Regions from separate parts of the Homo sapiens genome. Here region 1 is linked to region 2. A link is an interaction called in ENCODE POLR2A ChIA-PET data of the cell type or tissue named here. Cell type or tissue: Caco-2. All regions are shown on one strand. Links, peaks and the distances in the headings refer to the core of each region. The heading gives the core; the rest is flanking DNA.

What was found. ChIA-PET counts read pairs that join two places held together with the same protein. Peaks named below come from ENCODE experiments on the same cell type or tissue, not always from the same donor. Only the 100,000 strongest peaks of a DNase experiment are listed, where the experiment ranks them.
Region 1: POLR2A ChIA-PET joins it to region 2 with 10 read pairs; 3 of 35 experiments call an interaction of 5 or more read pairs at or near these places.

The regions. Positions count from the first base shown.
Region 1 is chr20:35,705,824-35,708,323 of GRCh38, reverse strand. RBM39 (RNA binding motif protein 39) reads left to right here. Exons shown (of 17, transcript NM_184234.3): 14 at 1,123-1,204. Among named protein-coding and RNA genes, the nearest start is that of ROMO1, 7.7 kb to the right of the region's middle. In Caco-2, for the core only: no CTCF peak of the experiment used is centred there; no DNase peak of the experiment used is centred there.
Region 2 is chr20:35,438,207-35,450,843 of GRCh38, reverse strand. GDF5 (growth differentiation factor 5) reads left to right here and starts at 12,616. Exons shown (of 2, transcript NM_000557.5): 1 at 12,616-12,637. RefSeq lists a silencer at 11,692-11,751 and promoters at 12,443-12,637, 12,161-12,637. In Caco-2, for the core only: CTCF peaks have their summits at 11,438 and 11,638 (motif pointing right); a DNase peak (open chromatin) is centred at 11,663.

The sequences.
Region 1 (2,500 bases), core at 1-2,500, 270 kb before region 2:
TCTAGTTTTTTTTAAGGATACTTCCATATCTTCTGTAAGCTACACAGTGAGCTTCATTTTTGCACAGTTATAATACACTCTCGAATCTTTAACTTTTTTCCAGCAGAATTTGACATGTTATATTAAAATTTTGTTTTATTTAAAATAAAACTTTATGAAAGAAAAAACTTATATGTTACAGAGAAGCTAAAGCACCTGTAATGCTACCAGAAAGTTATCATTTATGATATATTTCATGCACAGCCCTAATTTCTCGGTGTAATATTTCTGATACTTTAAGTGATCGTTTATTTTAATTACCATAATTTCTAATGCACTGTTTTATCCTTAGCTTTGTTTGTTATTATGTTTTGGAATGAAATTTGGTCAGATAATATGATTACGGTGAGTTCTGTAACAGCTACTGGTAATATTTTTGTAAATCACGTGAAAGCATTGGAGCAACTGTCTTGGAAAATGCTCTTTAAACTTCAAACCCCAGTATGTTTTGGTAGTAGTGGATATTACACATATATGCTGCTCTTTTCAGTGTTCTTTTATTGTGCGAAAACATTTTTAAAACATTTGATTTATTAATAGGATTTATTTTTAATAGGATTGTTAATAGGATTTATTTTTCTAGGACATTGTCTTTAAACACTTGGATGATTTTATATGTCTTAATTCTTTAATAATTTGTAGATTTAAAAAACTTCGTGGGCAGAAAGCGAAGAAATAGGAAAGGATATAGATTTATTTGGCATTTCAAAGGATTTTGTTTTATTATCCCCTCTTATTTGGGTATAAACTCAAATCTATTTTATCCTTCATCTGTTTGGATTGATGTGTATTGAGATTTTGTCTAATTGAACTGATTTTGATAACACATAAAGTTTAATTTCCCTGTTAAAATAGGACTCCCAAATTTCTGAATGTCTGTTTCAAGTATTAGGTTACCTCAGTTTTCTGGCACCTAAAAGCTACTGATAACATACATTAGTAGCAATATTAAATAAGGTAAAATAACTCCAGTGACATCCTAGTTACATGCTTGGGGTGGGTTTTTGGTTTCGTTTTAAAGTATTTATGAGGGATACTTTCATGCATTTTCCATGAAACTAATTTTTCTCTTTCTTTTTTTAGCTTCAGCTTTAGCTGCAGCTGCCTCTGTTCAGCCACTTGCAACACAATGTTTCCAACTCTCTAACATGTTTAACCCTCAAACGTAAGTAATGGACTTTATTCTTGATATTTCCTATCAAGGCGTCAATAGAGTTGTTTTATATATTTCTCTTTTTTTTTTTTTTTTTTTTTTTTAAGATGGAGTTTCGCTCTTGTTGTCTAGGCTGGAGTGCAATGGCGCGATCTTGGCTTACTGCAACCTCCGCCTCCTGGGTTCAAGCGATTCTCCTGCCTCAGCCTTCCGAGTGGCTGGGATTACAGGCATGCGCCACCACACCTGGCTAATTTTGTAGTTTTAGTAGAGATGGGGTTTCACCATGTTGGTCAGGCTGGTCTCAAACTCCCGACCTGAGGTGATCCGCCCACCTTAGCCTACCAAAGTGCTGGGATTACAGGCATGAGCCACCGGGCCCGGCCTGGTATTTCCGTATTTCATTTGAAACTGCATAGTTTTGATCCTTTTAAAATAATTTTTCGGCCAGGTGCGGAAACTATGCCTAGCTAGTGATTAGGATGCTAATAACTATTAGCATTAGAATGCTAGTAACTATGCCTAGCTAGTGATTAGAATGCTATTTTTTAACTCTTCTCATTGGTTTTATAAATCATATTTATAATATAGTACATCCAATCAAAATGTAGATTTTTGTTTCGATTTCAATAAGTTACATTTCATATAATGACAATTGTATGACTGTTTCATCCAAAGAGTCTTGAATTCTTTTGTTTTCCCAGTACCAAATTTACTTTAGTTTTATCTATGAAATGGTGATAAACTTTCGTTGTAAGTATCATTTGATAGCATTGAAGTATTTAACTTTTTTTGTTGGAGCCAGAGTCTCAGTCTAGGTTGGAGTATAGTGGCGCCACCGGCTCTATCTTAGCTCACTGCAACCTCCATCTCCCAGGTTCAAGCAGTTCTCATGCCTTTCGAGTAGCTGGGATTACAAGTGCACACCACCACGCCCAACTACTTTTGTGTTTTTAGTAGAGACAGGGTTTTGCCGTGTTGGCCAGGCTGGTCTCGAACTCCTGACCTTAAGTGATCTGCTCGCTTCAGCATCCGAAAGTGCTGGGATTACAGGCGTGTGCCATGATGCCTGGCTGATTTTTGTATTTTTATAGTAGAGCTGGGGTTTCGCCATGTTGGCCAGGCTGGTCTTGAACTCCTGACCTCAAGTGATGTGCCCGCCTCAGCTTCCCAAAGTGCTGAAATTACAGGCATGAGCTGCTGCGCCTGGCCCATTTAACTATTTAAAAGTCACTTTCAAGTTATGCAGAGTCATAAAGTAGGATGGGATCAATATTTTCTATCTTATTTTGCTTTGATTTTCCCCAG
Region 2 (12,637 bases), core at 10,138-12,637:
ATGCAGAATCCATACCATTGCACTTAGGGAGTATCGTGACCAGGATATGCTTCCTGCCTGTGAACTCTAGCAAGAAGAGACAAGCCTGCTGACTATTAGGTCCTGTTCAGTAGGGCTTCCTGGAGGTATAAAGGGACCCCAGGAACAAGAAGCTAGACAAATGGCCATTAATAGATGCCTTTGCTAAGGGAACTGCAGGAGAGGGGCCAGTAGGGAACCCCTGAAGAGTGTATAAAAGCACCCCATGATGCTTTGATGATGGATAGAGATGGCTATAAACATCTGCGAGGCCCAGAAAGCACTAAGCCAGCTATTACACTGGTTCAAAGAAGACTTTTCCCACCCCCATCTTCCTCTCCATGTTAACATGGAGACATGTTGAGTGACTAAAGTGAGCTGAGGATGACAGAGAGGGAAAAATAGAGGGAAAAAAAGTCAACCACTTTCCTCTTTCTTTCTCACTGCAAGGTAACAGTCTGGAGCACCAAAACGATAGTCTCTTGCTGCTGTTCCTCTGAGTCCATTCTTTTTTTTTTTTTTTACAGAGTCTCACTTTGTAGCCCAGGCTGGAGTGCAGTGGCACGATCTTGGCTCATTGCAACCTCCGCCTCCTGGGTTCAAGTGATCCTCGTGCCTCAGCCTCCTGAGAAGCTGGGATTACAGGCGCCCACCACCACCACACCCAGCTTTTTTTTTTTTTTTCAGTAGAGATGGGGTTTCACCATGTTAGCGAGGCTGGTCTTGAATTCCTGACCTCAAGTGATCCGCCCACCTCGGCTTCCCAAAGTGCTGGGATTACAGGCGTGAGCCGCGACGCCCGGCCCATTCTCTCTCTCTCTCTTTTTTTTTTTTTAAGAGACAGGGTTTTGCTCTTTCACTCAGGTTGGAGTGCAGTGATTTGATCATAGCTCACTGCAGCTTCAATCTCCTGGGCTCAAGCGATCCTCCTGGCTCAGCCTCCCGAGTAGCTAAGACTATAGGCCTGTGCCACCAGTCCTGGCTAATTTGTTTAAAAATTTTTTTGTAGAGATGGGGACTCACTGTGTTGTCCAGGTTGGTCTTGAATTCCTGGCATCAAGCAATGTTCCTACTTTAGCCTCCCAAAGTGCTGGGATTATAGGCTTGAGCTGCCGCGCTGAAGTTCCATTCATTCATTATTTTTAAAATATTGATTGAGCACCTACTGTGTGCCAAAAGTTGAGTTATGCACTGGGAGGGACCCAAAGAACAATAATAAATGAACTCTGTCCAGAGCCTCTGTTCACAAACTCACATGGCAGGCAAGCAAGTAAAGAAATAGTTCACACACACACAGTGTAGTAAATTCTATAAAGAGGGAGCAGCTGGCTACACAGCATCAGGCCACTATGACTTGTTTGTGAAGGATAAAAACGCTAAAATTAGCCAGGTGTGGTGGTGCACTACTGTAGTCCCAACTATTCTGGAGGCTGAGGTAGGAAGGATCGCTTGAGCCCAGGAGGTTGAGGCTGCAGTGAGCTGTGTTCAAGCCACTGCACTCCAACCTGGGCAACACAGCAAGACCCTGTCTCAAAAAAAAAAAATGCTAAGCAGACAAGCCAGGCATGGTGGCATGTGGCTGTAGTCCCACCCACTCAAGAGGCTGAGTCAGAAGAACCTCTTGAGCTTAGGAGTTTGAGACCAGCCTGGGCAGCATAGCAAGACCCCATCTCAAAAAAAAATGCTAAGCAAAGTGGCAGGGGTGGGGTGGTGGCGGGGATTCCAAGCAGCATGTGCAAAGGCACAGCAGCATGCTAGAGCATGGGATGTGTTAGGAATGCCGGACACTCCTCTTGCTGATGCCACCATCTGGTTGAATTGTGTCAATCTCCCTAGTTGGATTCCCTTTGTCAGCTGGATATTTTCTCCCTGGTCCTGACCCCGCCTCAGTAGGCAGTTCTTATTCCAGTCCTAGCCCCCTCTCACTCACTAAGTCAGGCTCGAAGTGACCAGCGTACCCAAGCTTGAGATTCTTGAAGTGGATGACATCTTTTCACTATCACTCAGGGCTTGGGCAATAAAGGATGTCCAGTCACAGTTCCCACAGGACCAGGTCCTCTCCTTCCTCAAAAATGGGCCCTTGGTCAGGCCTGATGGCTCATGCCTGTAATCCCAGCACTTTGGGAGGTGGAGGCAAGTGGATCGCTTGAAGCCAGAAGTTTGAGACCAGCCTGGCCAACATGGCGAAACCCTGTCTCTACTAAAAATACACAAATTAGCCGGGCCTGGTGTCGTGCACCTGTGATCCCAGCTGCTCGGAAGGCTGAGGCACAAGAATCGCTTGAACCTGTGAGGAGGAGGTTACAGTGAGCCAAGATTGCTCCACTGCACTCCAGCCTGGGTGACAGAGTGAGACAAAAAAAAAAAAAAAAAAAAAGTCGGGGGGGCCCTTAACTATATATATATATATATTTTTTTTTTTTTTTTTGAAAAAAACAAAAAGTCCCGTAGCCAGGACTACAGATGTGCACCACCGCGTCCAGCTTGCCTTATGTTCTTGAGCAACCCTCTTTCCCTTTCTGAGCCTCAAATTCCTCAGCTGCAATATGGGGATAACAGTACTTACCAGCTAGGGTTCTTATACACAAAGTGGGAATTAGAATTAGATGGAGGGAAGGAGGAGTGGAGGAGTCCAGCAAGGATCTGAGATTTCTGAGCTCAAGAATGACAACAAGGTTTCCAGTGATTAGAGAGGTTTCCTGTGATTAGAGAGATTGGGGTGTGAGGGGAGAGGGGAACTTTCTCTTTTAACTTTATAAACTTTGGTATTATTTGAATATTTTTACAATGAACATGATTTAATTTTATAATCAAATATATTTGGTATGAATATCATGCATCGATAAAAAGGTGTTTAAATTTTTTTTTTATTTTATAGAGACGGGCTTGTGCCATGTTGCTCAGACTGATCTCCAACTCCTGGGCTCAGGCAGTTTTCCCGCCTCAGCCTCCCAAAGTGCTGGGATTACAGGCATGAGCCACCGTGCCCTGCCTAATAAAGTTTTTAAAAAGCTGATGTTACTATATTGTGTGGAAAGTCATCTAGGAGACTGATCAGAGTTGTTGCTTCTGGGGAGGACTGAAAGACCCAGGGTCTGGGGTGGGAGGAAAATATTTTCTTTTGCATTCTTTTCTACTGTTTGAATTTTTAAAATCATGAATTCATATTACTTTTCTTCCTAATATGTATGACTTTTTATAAGTTTTAGAATTATTTTAAAAATAAAAATATTTTCTAGAATAAATATGTAAAACATGTGGTTATTTTATTCACACCCCTCTACCCACAACAGACAGACACACGCAACACTCACATACAATTTCCAGCTTCAGATTGTAGTACAGGTATTTGCAGCCCAGGGAAGGAATTTGATTGACTTATGGACAGAAGGCCCAGAGACACTCAACTCTAGCAAGGTGCAGCTCCCGAGTATCCCAGCAGGGGGAGCCCTTGAGAGCGCGTCCTGAGCAGTGGCCACTGCTGCGGAGTCTAGAAAAGAAACCAGGTTTTCATTGTTAAATTCCCACCTATGAGTGAGAACACGCGGGAATTGAACAATAAGAACACTTGGACACAGGAAGGGGAACATCACACACCGGGGCCTGTTGTGAGGTGGGGGGAGGGGGAAGGGGTAGCATTAGGAGATATACCTAATGTAAATGACGAGTTAATGGGTGCAGCATACCAACGTGGCACACGTATACATATGTAACAAACCTTCACATTGTGCACATGTACCCTAGAACTTAAAGTATAATAAAAAAATTTTAAAAAAACATATGTAACAAACCTGCATGCTGTGCACATGTACCCTAGAACTTAAAGTATAATAATAATAAAAAAGAAAAGAAAAGAAACCAGGTTTGCGGCGCGGGTGAGTGTAGGCAGAGGCGGCTCTGCTCTTGCTGGGATTCTCGGGTTGGGACAGGCAGTCCCCACAGATTAGAAGGAGCACAGATGAAAAGGGAAGGGACTCTGGGCTTTCCTCCCTGCCAGCTCCTAACCTGTAGGGTGGTCAGTCCTCTCTTTACGTGGGAAGGGCACTGGATTCAGAATTAGGGTCTTGGGTTGAATTCTAGCTCGGTCGTCTTTAGCTGTGTGAACTTGTGCCGATCACTTAACTACTCAGAGGCTTAATTTCCTCATTTATGAAACAAGGACAATATTAACAGTGGAATCTTTTTTAAAAAAACAAAACAAAACAAAACTGTAATTTATGATTAGCCAGGTGCAGTGGCTTGCACCTGTAGTCCCAACTACTCAGGAGGCTGAGAAGGGAGGATCACTTGAGCTCAGGAGTTCGAGGCTGCAGTGAGCCGAGATCTCACCACTGCACTCCTGCCTGGATGACAGAGTGAGACCCTGTCTCAAAAAAAAAAAAAAAAAGCAATAAATAAAATTATAATTTATGAAGCACATACTGTATTTTGGTCATTGAAAGGTACTTTACATATATAAACACATTAATTCTTATAACCACTCTGTGATACAAGTTTTTTTTTGTTGTTGTTTTTGAGACGGAGTTTCGCTCTTGTTGCCCAGGCTGGAGTGCAATGGCTGGATCTCAGCTCACTGCAACCTCTGCCTCCTGGGTTCAAGCAATTCTCCTTCCTCAGACTCCCAAATAGCTGGAATTACAGGTGCCTGCCACCACATTCAGCTATTTTTTTTGTATTTTTAGTAGAGACGGGGTTTCACCATGTTGGCCAGGCTGGTCTCAAACTCCTGACCTCAGGTAATCTGCCCACCTCAGCCTCCCGAAGTGCTGGGATTACAGGTGTGAGCCACCACACCTGGCTTATTTATTTTATTTTATTGTTTTATTTTTATTTATTTATTTTTATTATTATTTTTTGAGACAGAGTTTTGCTCTTGTTGCCCACGCTGGAGTGCAATGGCGCGATCTCAGCTCACTGCAACCTCCGCCTCCCGGGTTCAAGCAATTCTCCTGCCTCAGCCTCCCGAATAGTGGGATTACAGGCATGCACCACCACACCCAGCTAATTTTGTATTTTTAGTAGAGATGGGGGTTTCTCCATGTTGGTCAGGCTGGTCTCGAACTCACAACCTCAGGTGATCTGCCCGCCTCAGCCTCCCAAAGTGCTGGGATTACAGGCATGAGCCACCATGCCCAGCCTATTTTTTTATTTTTTTGTTTTTTGAGATGGAGTCTCACCCCGTCGCCCAGACTGGAGTGCAATGGTGCTATCTCAGCTCACTGCAACCTCCGCTTCCTGGGTTCAAATGATTTTCCTGCCTCAGCCTCCCGAGTAGCTAGGATTACAGGTGCCCGCCACCATGCCCAGCTAATTTTTGTATTTTTAGTAGAGTCAGAGTTTCACCATGTTGGCCAGGCTGGTCTCGAACTTCTGAATTTGTTATCTGCCCCGCCTCTGCCTCCCAAAGTGCTAGGATTACAGGCGTGAGCCACTGCACCCGGCCAGTTTTTTTTATTTTTATAGAGACAGGTCTTGCTATGTTGCCCAGGCTGGTCTCGAACTACTGGGCTCAAGCAATCCTCCCATCTCAGACTCCCAAAGTGCTGAGATTATAGGTGTGAGCCAAGTATGTTTTTACCGGTTTGCCCAGCTAGGTATATCGTTATTATTCCCATTTTATACATGAGGAAACTGAGGCAGGGAGAGATGAAATAATTTGCTTGAGATTACATAGCTGATAAATGGGGGGAACCAGGATTTGAAGGTGAGTGACTTAGCTCTTAATCATTATTTCACTACTCTCCTGCTTAAAACATCCCATTGGGTTCCCAGTGCACTAAAAGTAAAATCCAGGCCAGGCACGGTGGCTCACACCTGTAATCCCAGCGCTTTGGGAGGCTGAGGCGGGTGGATCACCTGAAGTCAGGAGTTTGAGACCAGCCCAGCCTGACCAATATGGTGAAACCCCATCCCTACTAAAAATACAAAAATTAGACGGGGTGCGGTGGCCCATGCCTGTAATCCCAGCACTTTGGGAGGCCTAGGTGGGCAGATCAGGAGGTCAGGAGTTCGAGACCAGCCTGGCCAACATGGTGAAAACCTGTCTCTACTAAAAATACAAAAATTAGCTGGGCATGGTGACGGGCACCTGTAATCCCAGCTACTTGGGAGGCTGAGGCAAGAGAATCGCTTGAAACCAGAAGGCGGAAGTTGCAGTAAGCTGAGATCACACCATTGCACTCCAGCATGGGCAACAGAGCAAGACTCTTGTCTCAAAAAAACAAAAGAAAAAGAAAAGAAAATCCAGCTCCCTTTCCAGGGCTTATAAGGCCATACAAGATGTGGTTCTGGCATGATCTGACCTCACCTCCTGCCACTGCCCCCTTCGCTCACTCTGCTTCAGCCACACCAGCTCCTCCTTACCTCAGATGTACCAAGTGCAAAGGCCTCAGGGCCTTTGCAACTGCTGTTCCCCCCACCTGGAATGCTTGTCCTCCAGACTTCAGTATGTCTCGTTTTCTCACTACATCTGGGTCTCTGCCCAAACATCACCCCCTCAAAGGGCATTCCTTGCTAAAATAGACACCTCTTTGACCCTGCTTAATTTTTCTTCACAGCACTTAGCATTCTCTTATGTGTTTGTTCCTCTGTCTCTTCCACCAGAATGTGAGAAGAGACAAACAAACGCATAAGAGAAATTTCAGATAAAACACTTGGTTTGTCTTGTCCATGGCTAGATACCCAGAACTCTACCTGGGGCCCATCCCATGGTAGGCACCCAATAAATGTTTGCTGAATAGTTAAGTAGATAAAGAAATGAATACCCAACATCACCCAATTGGCAAATGGCAGAACTGGAACACTGCATTGTCTGGTCCCAGCGCCTGTTCTCTCAGCTGCTGTGCTGTGCAGGACTGACTCCCGGAGAGATCTCGGGAGGTTCGGATAGCATCATGAATGGGAAGCCATTTTGAAAATTGACAAGTGCTTGAAAAAGGGATTATTATTATTATCACTCAGTTCACTGTTTACTCATCTGGAGACACAATAAAAAAGGGATAATAATAATCTGGCCGGCCGGCGCAGTGGCTCACGCCTGTAATCCCAGCACTTTGGGAGGCTGAGGTGGGTGGATCATTTGAGGTCAGGAGTTCGAGACCAGCCTGGCCAGCATGGTGAAACCCTGTCTCTACTAAAAATACAAAAATTAGCCAGGGGTGGTGGCGCATGCCTGTAGTCCCAGCTACTTGGGAGGCTGAGACAGGAGAATCGCTCGAACCTGGGAGGCAGAGGTTGCAGTGAGCCGATATCATGCCATTGCACTCCAGCCTGGGCAACAGAACTAGACTCTGTCTCCAAAAATAATAATAATAATAATAATAATCTGGCCAACTGACTTTATAAGGATGGTTTATGGAACAGCAATGAGACAATGGATGGGGAAACATAAAAGCAAAAGGCTCTACATGGCAGAAGGGGCTGCAGAGATTACTTCCATGTCAGTGGCTTCCCAAGGCTCCCATCCTCTACCTCAAGTTTGACATTAATATTGCTGACAGGAGAGGGGGAGGTTGGGGGACACGGGGGACCCAGGGACGCTGTGTCCCAGTAATTAAACATGTCGGGACTGAAGCACTGCCAGCGGCAGCATCTGGTTGCAATTACCAGAGGGAACCAAAGTGATTAGTCACCTTTATAGTGAGAGCCAGGCAGGAACCCTGGGCTCCTCTCTGGAGAGGGCCTTCTAACCAAGCTCAGAGTCCCCTTTCCCTGCTCCCAGCCCATTTCTGGGAGTTCCCTGTTCCTCAAACAATAGCCCTGGCCTCGAGACTCCTCCATGTCCCCAAAGTCCCAGCCCACTGGGTTAGACGTTGACTGAAAGGAATACTGTAACTTTCCCCAGTGCCCTATCACTTCTAGTGTTTCTAGGGGCCAGATTAGGCTTTTTGGGTATAAAATGTGTTGAAGCCAAAATTAGATTTAAAAAATAATTTAACCTTTCTGAACCTAAATTTATTTATCTTTAAAATGAGAGTATTGGGCCAGGCATGGTGGCTCATGCCTGTAATCCTAGCACTTTGGGAGGCCGAGGTGGGCAGATCACTTGAGGTCAGGAGTTCGAGACCAGCCTGGCCAACATGGTGAAACCCCCGTCTCCACAAAAATACAAAAAATTAGCCGGGCGTCTTGGTGCGCATCGGTAGTCCCAGCTACTTGGGAGGCTGAGGCAGGAGAATCACTTAAACTGGGAGGCAGAGGTTGTAATGAGCTGAGATTGAGCCACTGCACTCTTCACTCTAGCCTAAGTGACAGAGCAAGACTCTGTCTCAAAAAAAAAAAAAAAAAAAGACGGGTATCAAGAGTTACCTTCGGGCTGGGCACGGCGGCTGATGCCTGTAATCCCAGCACTAGGGGAGGCCAAGCCACATACAGAGACATTGTGGTTGTTCAACTCGTTCATTTATTCACTCTCTGAGCTTACAAAATGCTTTTTTGTGGATCACCTGAGGTCAGGAGTTGGGACCAGCCTGGCCAACATGGTGAAACCCCATCTCTACTAAAAATACAAAAATTAGCTGGGCGTGGTGGTACACATCTGTAATCCCAGCTACTCAGGAGGCTGAAGCAGGAAAACCCCTTGAACCCAGGAGGCGGGGGTTGCAGTGAGCTGAGATTGCGCCACTGCACTCCAGACTGGGTGAGAGAGCGAGGCTCCATCTCAAAAAAATAAAAAAAGTTACTTTCGGCCACATGTGGTGATTCACACCTGTAATCTCAGCACTTTGGGAAGCCAAGGCGGGCAGATCACTTGAGCCCAGAAATTTGAGACCAGCCTGGGCAACATGGTGAGACCCTGTCTCTACAAAGAATACAAAAATTAGCTGGGCATCGTGATGTGCACCTGTAGTCCTAGCTACTTGGGAGGCTGAGGTGGGAGGATCACCTGAGCCCCATGATCACGCCATTGCACTCCAACCTGGGCAACAGGTAAGACCCTGTCTCAAAAAACAACAATGAAAACCACTACCTTCATAGCATTGTCATGAAGATAAATAACACATAAATGCAATGGAGTACAAAACCCAGAGTCTAGTTGACTGGAATAAGTGCTTTAAAAAAAATAGCTATTATTGGCCGGGTATGGTGGCTTACACCTGTAATCCCAGGACTTTGGGAGGCCGAGGCAGGCAGATCACAAGGTCAGGAGATCGAGACCATCCTGGCTACCACAGTGAAACCCCATCTCTACTAAAAATACAAAAATTAGCCGGGCGTGGTGGCACGCACCTGTAGTCCCAGCTACTTGGGAGGCTGAGGCAGGAGAATCACTTGAACCCGGGGGGTGGAGGTTGCAGTGAGCCAAGATCATGCCACTGTACTCCAGCCTGGGTGACAGAGTGAGACTCCATCTAAAAAAAAAAAAAAAAAAAGCTATCATTAACAATTGCCATTAATAGTTGATCACTTTATGCAATTTAATTTTATTTATTTTTTTAGTAGAGACAGGGTTTCACCATGTTAGCCAGGATGGTCTTGATCTCCTGACCTCGTGATCCACCTGCCTCGGCCTCCCAAAGTGCTGGGATTACAGGCGTGAGCCACTGCGCCTGGCCGCAATTTACTTCATTGAATCTCCAACAAGAGTCCTGTGAGGTAAGCACTATCGTTATCACTGTTTAGAGTTTCAGAGGGGTTTAGAGGCTTCCCAAGATCACACAATACATAAATAGCAGAACCAAGCTTCAAAACCAGGTCTGTTTGTCTCCAGAATCCTTGCTCTTTATCAAGCCACGTACAGAGACATTGTGGTTGTTCAACTCATTCATTTATTCACTCTCTGAGCTTACAAAATGCTTAAGAAGTGGCAAGACAATTCTTCCCTTCAAGAAACTTAGAGTCTAATGGGAAAGGCAGGTTATGTCCACAAATAACTACACCTCAAAGTAGAAAATGATGATTTTTGTCAATAAGGGCCAGTTAGAGATTAATTTATTCATATAACACGTACTGAGAGCTGCTGTGGGCTGGGCCCTCTGCCAAGCACTGGGTATAATTCAAAGATAAATATGGCACAGTCTAGTCATAATCTAATGGGAGAGACAGGTATGTAAAGAAATTATTATAGTTATAAGGAATTAAGTTATGATTTTAAAATATGACAAAATACAGAGTGGAAGAAACAAACTGTGTTGGGATAGGGGGCAGAGGCAGAGACTGAATAAACTTTCAGCTGCCAAAAAATGTAAAAGAGCACAGAAAATGTGTGATGGCAGCTCAGGGGGAGTGTGCATTTTCTGGAGGATGCAAGAAGGCTTCATGGAGGAGGTGGCACGTGGGTTGGCACTTGTTTGATGGGTAGCTTTTAGTAGAGGGTTGAACCAGAGAGAGCCTGGAGGCCTAGAAGCCAGTTATAGGGGAGAATCATAGCGAGGCAAGCAATGAGGAGGACAGGGCAGTGACAGAGGTGGTGAGGAGGGAGTGAAGGGAGGGATGCCAGAGAGGACTGGTTCAGTGGGAACAAGTCTGTTTTTAATTTTTTTATTTTATTAATATTATTTATTTACTTATTTTGTGTGTGTGTGATGGACTCTAGCTCTGTCACCTAGGCTGGAGTGCAGTGGTGCGATCTCGGCTCACTGCAACCTTTGCCTCCACACCCGGCTAATTTTTTGTATTTTTGGTAGAGATGCCTGCAATCCCAGCACTTTGAGAGGCCAAGGTGGGTGGATCACTTGAGGTCAGGAGCTCGAGACCAGACTGGCCAACATGGTGAAACTCCGTCTCTACTAAAAATACAAAAAATAGATAGGCATGGTGGTGTGCACCTGTAGTCCCAGCTACTCGAGAGGCTGAGGCAGGAGAATCGTTTGAACCCAGGAGGTGGAGATTACAGTGAGCCAAGATCGCACCACTGCACTCCAGCCTAGGTGACAGAGTGAGACTCTGTCTCAAAAAAAAAAAAAAAAAAAAAAAAAAGAAGGAAGCCTATCTGACTATTGCTTCTCCCCCGCCATCCTTCTTACAGCGTGAAAAGTGTTGTTGTAGAGAAATGTACAGAAGGGGTAACTGGCTCTGTCTGGGGACGAGGAAAGGCTTCCCGAAGGAGGTAAATTTTCAGCTAAACTTCTCAGGATGTAGAGTGCTTCCTCCAGTTGTGGGAGAGAGAGAGGAGGATATTTCAGGTGAAGCGAACAGCTTTCCCCGCTGACCCTGTGTTAAGTTGCCCAGGGGCTCTACGGCGAAGGTTCCCCAGAGGAAGGGATCTTCCATACTTCAATGAGGCACTTTAAGAAACCCTTGAGTTCAGCTGGAATTCAGACCTTCCAGAGCTACCAGAAAAACATCATGTGGGAAATTGTGCCCGGCGCGGTGGCTCACGCCTGTAATCCCAGCACTTTGGGAGGCCGAGGCGGGCGGATCACGAGGTCAGGAGATCGAGACCATCCTGGCTAACATGGTGAAACCCCATCTCTACTACAAACGTAAAAAATCAGCCAGGTGTGGTGGCAGGGGCCTGTAGTCCCAGCTACTGGGGAGGCTGAGGCAGGGGAATGGCGTGAACCTGGGAGGCAGAGATTGCAGTGAGCTGAGATCATGCCACTGCACTCGACAGAGCGAGACTCCGTCTCAAAAAAAAAAAAAAAAAAAGCGTCATGTGGGAAATGGCTTTTCCAGCCTCCTGTAGGGGCCGCTGCTGCCCCAGACTCAGCCAGTCTTGTCTAAGAAAACTCAGAGGACGTCTCTGCTGGGGTGGTGGTGGGGTACACCCTGGACCTGCCGCCATCCAAGGAGTGAACTTAAGGGCGACAGTGCCCCCAAGCCTGAAGAATATGCACTCAGTCAATGGCATTTGGGGGTAGGGAGGGGGTGTAGTGGGCACTGATATTTTTCAGTCTCTGGGTCACCACAAGTTTATTAAAATAAAAGAAAATGTGGGTAAATGCTGCCATCTGTGCTGTCCCTACTCCCAATACACACACACAGGCACACACACACACAGGCACACACACACACAGGCACATAAACACACACACACACACACACACACACACACACACACGCATAACAAATCAGGTCCCAGACTAGATGCAGGAGTTGAAACTGCTTTAAAAACACTCTAAGAACTTAACTACAAACCCACACTCCCCATGCTTCTGGGGCTTAAGATCTTTGAGCTCATTCTTCAGCATCTCTCCTCGGGAAAGTGGGGTGGGCTGCTCCATGAGGTGGAGGTGAAGACCCCTGAGTCTGCCCTGTGGAGGGGGAGGCCCCCTAAGCCTAGAGTCCCGCTGCAGGGCTCTGTGCCAGGAGCCCCCGTGAGCCATGGCCTCGAAAGGGCAGCGGTGATTTTTTTCACATAAATATATCGCACTTAAATGAGTTTAGACAGCATGACATCAGAGAGTAATTAAATTGGTTTGGGTTGGAATTCCGTTTCCAATTCCTGAGTTCAGGTTTGTAAAAGATTTTTCTGAGCACCTGCAGGCCTGTGAGTGTGTGTGTGTGTGTGTGTGTGTGTGTGTGTGAAGTATTTTCACTGGAAAGGATTCAAAACTAGGGGGAAAAAAAAACTGGAGCACACAGGCAGCATTACGCCATTCTTCCTTCTTGGAAAAATCCCTCAGCCTTATACAAGCCTCCTTCAAGCCCTCAGTCAGTTGTGCAGGAGAAAGGGGGC